Regions from separate parts of the Homo sapiens genome. Here region 2 is linked to region 1. The links are chromatin contacts, found by Hi-C in ENCODE. All regions are on one chromosome and are shown on one strand. The core of a region is the stretch at or near the end of the contact, and the rest is flanking DNA. Distances in the headings are between cores, read along the strand shown.

The links. A loop is a pair of places that touch in the nucleus more often than their neighbours do.
Region 2: a loop to region 1 is called in a map of Caco-2, with 3 times the contacts of the local background. The contact joins the promoter of CASP7 here to the enhancer-like site in region 1. A Hi-C loop is called at or near these places in 1 of 168 maps with a recorded cell type or tissue (Caco-2).

The regions. Positions count from the first base shown.
Region 1 is chr10:113,644,833-113,648,591 of GRCh38, forward strand. NRAP (nebulin related anchoring protein) reads right to left here. Exons shown (of 42, transcript NM_198060.4): 10 at 2,091-2,195; 11 at 993-1,109. Among named protein-coding and RNA genes, the nearest start is that of NRAP, 17 kb to the right of the region's middle. Within about 2 kb of position 1,864, at least 3 of the 41 ENCODE cell types and tissues checked have a DNase peak (open chromatin) inside an H3K27ac peak, as active enhancers do.
Region 2 is chr10:113,677,987-113,681,745 of GRCh38, forward strand. It overlaps CASP7 (caspase 7), which reads left to right and starts at 1,926. Exons shown (of 7, transcript NM_001227.5): 1 at 1,926-1,992. RefSeq lists an enhancer at 2,512-2,801.

The sequences.
Region 1 (3,759 bases), core at 614-3,113:
ACTTGTTATGTGAATGCTTTGAATTGCCATAATTGTTCCCGTTGCCAGAGGCTGCCAAGTCAAATGCCTTCAGAGTCCAGATAAGAAATGCAAATGAGGGAAAATGCCGTGAAGAACACACTAGGGCATGAGAAGGATATGAGGTTCTACAGGGGATATTTCCTTGCCAAACAGTCCTCACAATAAAAACGTCTTAAACGGTGGGCAAGCCAAACAAAACACACCCCTCAGGCAGCCAGTGCAGCATGTAAGGTAAGGGAAATTCACATGGAATACACAGCTTCTCAGAACTCAGACTTCAGTAATAAGAGAACGAGAGGGGTTTGACATTTGAAACATCTTTCAGATGTTTGATTTGTTTAAAAAGATGGATCCTCCAGTATTCTTTCTGGCAACTAGAAGCCTGTTGCCTGGCACTTTTGAATATTGACAGCCCTGGGAGGATTTAGGAAGTAACTTCTGAACCACCAGAGAAAGATGTAATTGGTTTGATTCTAGGCTGTCTTGTAAATTGCATTTTACCGCATATCTGTTCTTTGAAACCAGTAACCAATGGGTAGAATAGGTGGTGTCACCTTTTTTGTTGTTTGTTTGTTTGTTTTGAGATGGAGTTTCGCTTTTGTTGTCCAGGATGGAGTGCAATAGCACTATCTCGGCTCACCGCGACCTCCGCCTCCCGAGTTCAAGCAATTCTCCTGTCTCAGCCTCCTTAGTAGCTGGGATTACAGTCATGCGCCACCACACCCAGCTAATTTTGTATTTTTAGTAGAGACGGGGTTTCTCCATGTTAGTCAGGCTGATCTCGAACTCCCAACCTCAGGTGATCTGCCTGCCTCGGCCTCCCAAAGTGCTGGGATCACAGGCGTGAGCCACCGCACCTGGCCGGTGTCACACTTTTAACCAGAGCTTTTTATTATAGGGTCACCTCATTCACTGACTATAGGAGATAAAAGAGGTGATGCTCATGGGTGTGACTCTTCCCCCATACGCACCTCACTCACGAGTTTGTTTACGCTCTGAGCCTGTTTGAGAACCAAGTTGTCTTGAGCTGGAAGCGAGTGATAATGTGCAGCGCCTTTCATCTTATTGAAGTCCTGCCTGTATTTTATCTGAAAAAAAAAACACAAAACGGGGCTGGAGTTGATGTTTCCATGCTCTGGGAGGGGAATTACTCCAAAGTTATCCTGGGCTTAATGTCAACATTTACTTAATACAATTTTCTGAAAGAAAAAAAAATTCACATGGCCTTTTCTCTTCATTAAATCTATAAACTACTTTGTCCTTTTTTGTTATTAAAATTTTCCTGGCCCTTTTCACACTTTTTATACTTTATACTCTAATTCTGCGTGGGAAAAAAAAGTCTTAAAATAATCATAACAAAAGTTGTCAGTCCAAACCCATTCTGCCCTTGGTTTAAACATCATTTCCCTGCTAATGAGGGGCAGAGTAATGTCTTTTAACTTCCTTCCTCAGGCAAAGATGGTGCTGTTATGGGTCAATGGGTAATAGGTGAATAGTTCTTTGGTAAAGGAAAGAAAAGAGAGTGAAGGAAAAGGAAAGAAAAAGAAAATGGCAAGGGGCGTGAAATGAATGCTAGGTTCTGTTGAGACCAAGTTCCAGTTGGCATGCTAAGATCTGCAGTGAGCATGTCACTTTTCCAAGTTTAATTATACCCTGCCTTCCAAGGACTGCCAGCAGGCTAACATTCTGCCAATAAAAATCATTTCATCACCGGGTTACACCCAATTTGATAATCATATGACTTATTTTAATCAGCTCTTCCCCTAAATTACTCAATTTCTAATTGGGCCATTTGGCAAAACTCTCCTAACACCCCACTCTGGCTGGCCAGCCTCTGTACTTGCTTCAATGGCCTCAAGCGAGCTATGCTGGCTGTCCGTGTCCATCTCCTTGGAAGCAGACAAATGGGGCCAAAGCAGGCATCATAAATTTGGATGGGAGTTGAGGGCTAACATTCTACTTTGGCTCAGCTATAATAAATGTATCTGTGTGTAGGTTTCAGTAAGCACAGCCTTCAAAGTCTCACTTCTCTGCCTCTGGCTCTGTGGTCACACCTACATGGTACTTACGTCACTAGCGAGTTCGTGAGCTTTCTTGGCGTTCTGATATGCTGGAGTGATCATAGCTGGGAAGCTGCCCTTTCCCCTGTGCTCCTCATACTCCTCCGGGTAACCCTGCCGGGTGCATCAAAAACTTCAGTGAGTAATGCTTCCCTCCCCAGATGGGTGGGGTTCAGCAATGGTCACTCATAGAGCCTATTCTCACAGAGGTTCATCCACCTTGGGTATTTCACTGATGTCCATGTGGTAGTTTAAACATTCCTTTTAAGATGGCAGACCCTGGAGTCAGGCCCACTTACTGGTGCCCAGCACATAGTCAGCACCAAATAATGGCAACTGATATCATGATCATCATCCTTATTTCCACTAGATAAATCAGACACTCTACCACTCTCCCAGGCCCATATGTTATGAAATATTCACTTTTTAACTGACAACCAGGGAAGTCCTTTGTCTTCCAGTAGGTCTCGAACACTACCTTACTCACACCCAGTGGCAGATCTATGTAGAGACCTCCCCCGATGGTACTGTCTCCCCCGGTGGTACTGCCTCCCCAAGTGGTACTGTCTCCCCCGGTGGTACTGCCTCCCCAAGTGGTACTGTCTCCCCCGGTGGTACTGTCTCCCCCGGTGGTACTGTCTCCCCCAGTGGTACTGCCTCCCCTGGTGGTACTTCCTCCCCTAGTGGTACTGTCTCCCCCGGTGGTACTTCCTCCCCTAGTGGTACTGTCTCCCCCCGGTGGTACTGCCTCCCCCGGTGGTGCTGTCTCCCCCGGTGGTACTGTCTCCCCCAGTGGTACTGCCTTCCCCAATGGTATGTGTCATGTAACCAGAAAAGGAGTATTAAACAATGTTTGTAATATGGGAGGAAAACCTCAAATTACCATAAGATTATCTGAAATGGGACTAAATGTATATTTCAGACTAAGGATTATAATCTTTGTCTTAATCCTTTCTTTTATCTTCCCCACACCATCCATCCACTCCCAGAAAGGAAAACCTTCTCTTTCATGACACTGTCATCACATGACGGATAACCCCTCCCTGGCAGCCAGATGTACTTTAAGACCCAGCTTAGGGACAGTCTCCTCGTGGAAGTCCCTGAGTCCTCCTTCACCCCTGGACCTGCCCCAGGCAGAGTCCTCTGTGTTTTCACTGCACTTTTTGCATAAATCTGAAACAGCCCATATGGTGCCCTCATTAGGCTCACGACTCCATCTCTCTGTGGCCTCCTCCAAGCCAGGGGCCTGTCCAGCTCCAGCACCAGGGCTTTGACTGTGGCACACACATTTTCTAAAATAAAATAGTTGGGTCAGATTAGAAAGTCCAGGCTCCCCGTTATCCAACAATGAAAACTATTTAGCCCGAGTTCTCCTTTTTGCCTGGCTGACAGAAGGTTCTGGCCAAATATAATAAGTAAAAAAAGGTTAAGTTTTTTTAAAAGGTTCTCAAATTCTTTGGTAATCTGCTCTATGGCTTTGTCCATTCTGCTCTATAGTTTTGTGTTTGTAACTTTATTTTAGTTTCTCTCTCTCTCTCTCTCTCTCTCTCTCTCTATATATATATATATATATATATGTTGTAAGTGTTAATCTTTTTTCAAGACACCTAATCCTGTTGATTACATGGTATAATCCTTTTAACAAGTCTAGTTACTTGTTAAAAAGAAGAATGAATTG
Region 2 (3,759 bases), core at 676-3,175, 33 kb after region 1:
TTTTTTTGTATTTTCAGTAGGGACAGGGTTTCACCGTGTTAGCCAGGATGGTCTTGATTTTCTGACCTCGTGATACGCCCGCCTCGGCCTTCCAAAGTGCTGAGATTACAGACGTAAGCCACCGCGCCTGGCCTTGAATTTCTTTACAAAGCAAATTATCTTAGCGTCTAAATGGCTTACTTTACCTCCAACATTTTGGGAACATGGGTATTAAAAAAAGACTAGGGCAGCCACATTAGAAATTGTGTCACTGCTGGTTAAAAATATTCAGGGATTCAGGATTTTCCCGTAAGTTAATCAATTATAATTATTCCCTTACACTTGCCAGGGGTCAGTCTTTTTTTTTCAAACCAAGGAAGCATCCTCACCTGGAGAGATTTGAGCGACAAATACTGAAGTCTCAGGCCCACGGGAAAGCAAGCAAACAGAAAGAGAAGATGGCGTTCTTGCCTGGTATCCGACCACTAAGCATGTACTCCATTCACGCAAGGATTTGGTGGTTCCTAAAAGTAAATACTGTGTCTCTGATATGAATAAAACTACAATTTCTTCTCAGATATTTTACACCTCAGTGTGATTGAGTTTAGTTGCTTCCCTGAGCCAGGGTGAAGAAAGACGTGTGTGTGTGTGTGTGTGTGTGTGTGTGTGTGTGTGTGTTGTGGGGTCAGGGTGAACTAGGTGCGTGTGTGTGTATGAATCCGTGTGTGTGGTGGGTTTCATGAACTAGAATCTGTGTGTTTGTGTGTGGGTGTGTTGGGTCGGGGTGAACTTGAATCCGTGTGTGTGTGTGTTGTGGGGTCAGGGTAAACTGGAATGCGTGTGTGTGTGTGTTGTGGGGTCAGGGTGAACTGGAATGCCTGTGTATGTCTTTTGTGGGGTCAGGGTGAACTGGAATGCCTGTGTATGTCTTTTGTGGGGTCAGGGTGAACGGGAATCCGTGTGTGTGTGTGTTTGGTCAGGGTGAACTGGATAACTGGAATCCGTGTGTGTGTGTGTGTGTTTTGTGGGGTCAGGGTGAACTGGAATCCGTGTGTCCGTGTGTGTGTGTGTGTGTGTGTGTGTGTGTGCGTATGCTGTGGGGTTGGGGTGAACTAGAATCCGTGGAAGTGCTCAGTCTCTCCCGTGTTTGACTGACTCCCGGCCGCATACCCAGTCCCTGACACACGGGGGCGCACAACAAATATTTCCCGAAAGATCCAGGAGCAGCATCTCCACCAGCAAGCTGGGCTGCTGGGTGGGTACTTCCTTCAAAGCTGAGGGAGCGTCCTACGCCCACGCGCGCAGGAGGGCGCCCCCCGCAAAGCAACGTCTAGGAGACCACAGTGGATGCCACAGCGGGCCCGAAGCGGATCAGCCTTGTGGGGTACGCATGCTAATGTAGGCGTGGAGTCCCCCAGGGGGACGCCAGCAGTTCCAGCTGGGATCCAGGTTTCGCTAGGGGAGAGCCTCTGGCTATGGGAAAGGGGTCTCCGAGTTGATGTGAAGGCCCAGGTCGAGGTGTACACTGGGGGCGGGGAAGTGGAGGTGACCACACGAGCGCCCCATCACTGAGCGCCGCCGCGAAATCTGCGCTCTTTGGGTCACTTGGAGCGCGGCCAGTTTGGCAGATTTGTTTTTTTCCCGGAACAACCCGCGGCGGCTCGGCTGTCCCGGGAAACTGCAAACTTTGCTGTGCGCGTTCTCCCGCGCGCGGGCTCAACTTTGTAGAGCGAGGGGCCAACTTGGCAGAGCGCGCGGCCAGCTTTGCAGAGAGCGCCCTCCAGGGACTATGCGTGCGGGGACACGGGTCGCTTTGGGCTCTTCCACCCCTGCGGAGCGCACTACCCCGAGCCAGGGGCGGTGCAAGCCCCGCCCGGCCCTACCCAGGGCGGCTCCTCCCTCCGCAGCGCCGAGACTTTTAGTTTCGCTTTCGCTAAAGGGGCCCCAGACCCTTGCTGCGGAGCGACGGAGAGAGACTGTGCCAGTCCCAGCCGCCCTACCGCCGTGGGAACGGTAACTGCAGCCCCCACCTCGGCCGGCGCCTCTCCAGCCCGCCGGCCGTGCGCGCCTTGCCTCCCTCCTTCCTGCCGGCTTCCTAGTTCCCCCCTGCGCCCCCAGCGTGGTCTAGGGGAGCCTGGTTGAGTGGGACTGAGTGGCCCCGACGGCCTGCGCTGAAACTTTGGGAAGAGGGCCCGTTCCGCTCTCTCCATCGCTTGCCTTGCTCAGCTTGTCCTCCCTTCCCTCCTAGCCGGGGGGCTAGGGGACACCTCGTACTATTCGAGATTTAGGAGAGGAGGGCTCGTGATCTGGCACAGCGGCTAACAGCGAGGGCTCCTTTGCCTGCGTTCCGGTCCCCACCCCTTGCCTGCCGGCGGTGGGACCTCAACCCTCTCTCTGTTAAATGGGAACCACGGTGATCCCCGCAGACTGTTGGCGGGGATGGACAGAGTTGATTATGGTACGCGTTTCGCGGCAGTGGCTCTGTCAAGTCTGAGTACACTGGAGCTGAGCGTCCTTGCTGCAGGGCTCTTAGAGGGACCTTGAGGAGGTGGAAACCAGGCAGGAGACATTTAGACGTGTGGAGTGTTAGGCTCCAGGTGACAGCTTTGCGGTTTATGGAGCAGTAAAATTACTTGTGGGTGATTGTGGGTGTATCATTTCCAGATCTTTATTCTTGAACTTCTGGGCTCCTGGGCTAGTTGACGTGGCCCTCCCTGTTGTCTCAACTTACAGGCTATTTCCTCCTTTTGGGTCTCGCCGGCCTGACCTTCACCCTTGGTACCGCCATTGCCTAGATTCACAGTCCACCTTCTGCCACCTGTAAACTGTGTGGCTTTGGACAGGTTACTTAACGTCTCTGAAGAAGCTAAAGTTTCTGCAATAGCAAAGTAAAGGCCCTGGTCTAGCAGTGCCATGAGCCTTGGGTGACGCAGCGGAGCGCTTGAGTGCCCAGCAGAGCCTCCCTTTCCCCCTCCCAGCTGCTAGAGGCAAGAGGGGGAGGTTTTCAGGTCTTCTCTGTGTGCCCTTTAGGAAGATTTTTATTTGGGCAAGAAGTGAGTCACAAATTGTATGATGTCACTTTTCAGGGGAAGCAGCTGCAGTCCATTTCCCCCTTCATGAAAGTAAAAAGTTCAGACAATAGCTGGGCAGTGACTTCTTACCCAGCTGTGTACCAGTTGCCCCAACATGTGGGCTCCTGTTCAACATGTTTAGAAATAATCACTACAGGAACTTTTTTTCAGTCTCTACAAAATCTTTTTAAAATATGGATGTGGTTTTTAAATATCGGCAAAGGTTGACAGTTGCATATTATCTTAGTCTCGTGGGCAGTGGTGATAATGGGAATATTTCTTGACTATTTAGATTGTGCCACCTAGCATTTTACATGCATTGTTTCATTCATCCTCCCAACCACCTGTGACATAGGTACTGTTGTTTTCCCATTTTACAGATGAGGAAACTGAGGCTTAGAGAGGTCGAGCACTTTTTCTGAGGTCCCATGGCTAATATGTGGAAGAACTGATTCAGCCCCAGATCTCAGGGTTCTCAACCACCCTCTTGGGTCTCCTTGGTTCTGCTGTTTGGACAGCAGTTTATTGAAGGGGCTGAAGGATTTGAAAATACATTTAAGTTAGATTTATAAAGAAAAATGGATTTGGTGCCTGCCATGTACCTGACATTTTTCTATGATTAAAAAAATGATTAAGATGAGGTCTCAGTCTGCAAACAGTGACAATCTTGGTGGCTAATAGTAAGAATAAGAGTTACAGTGACTAACCA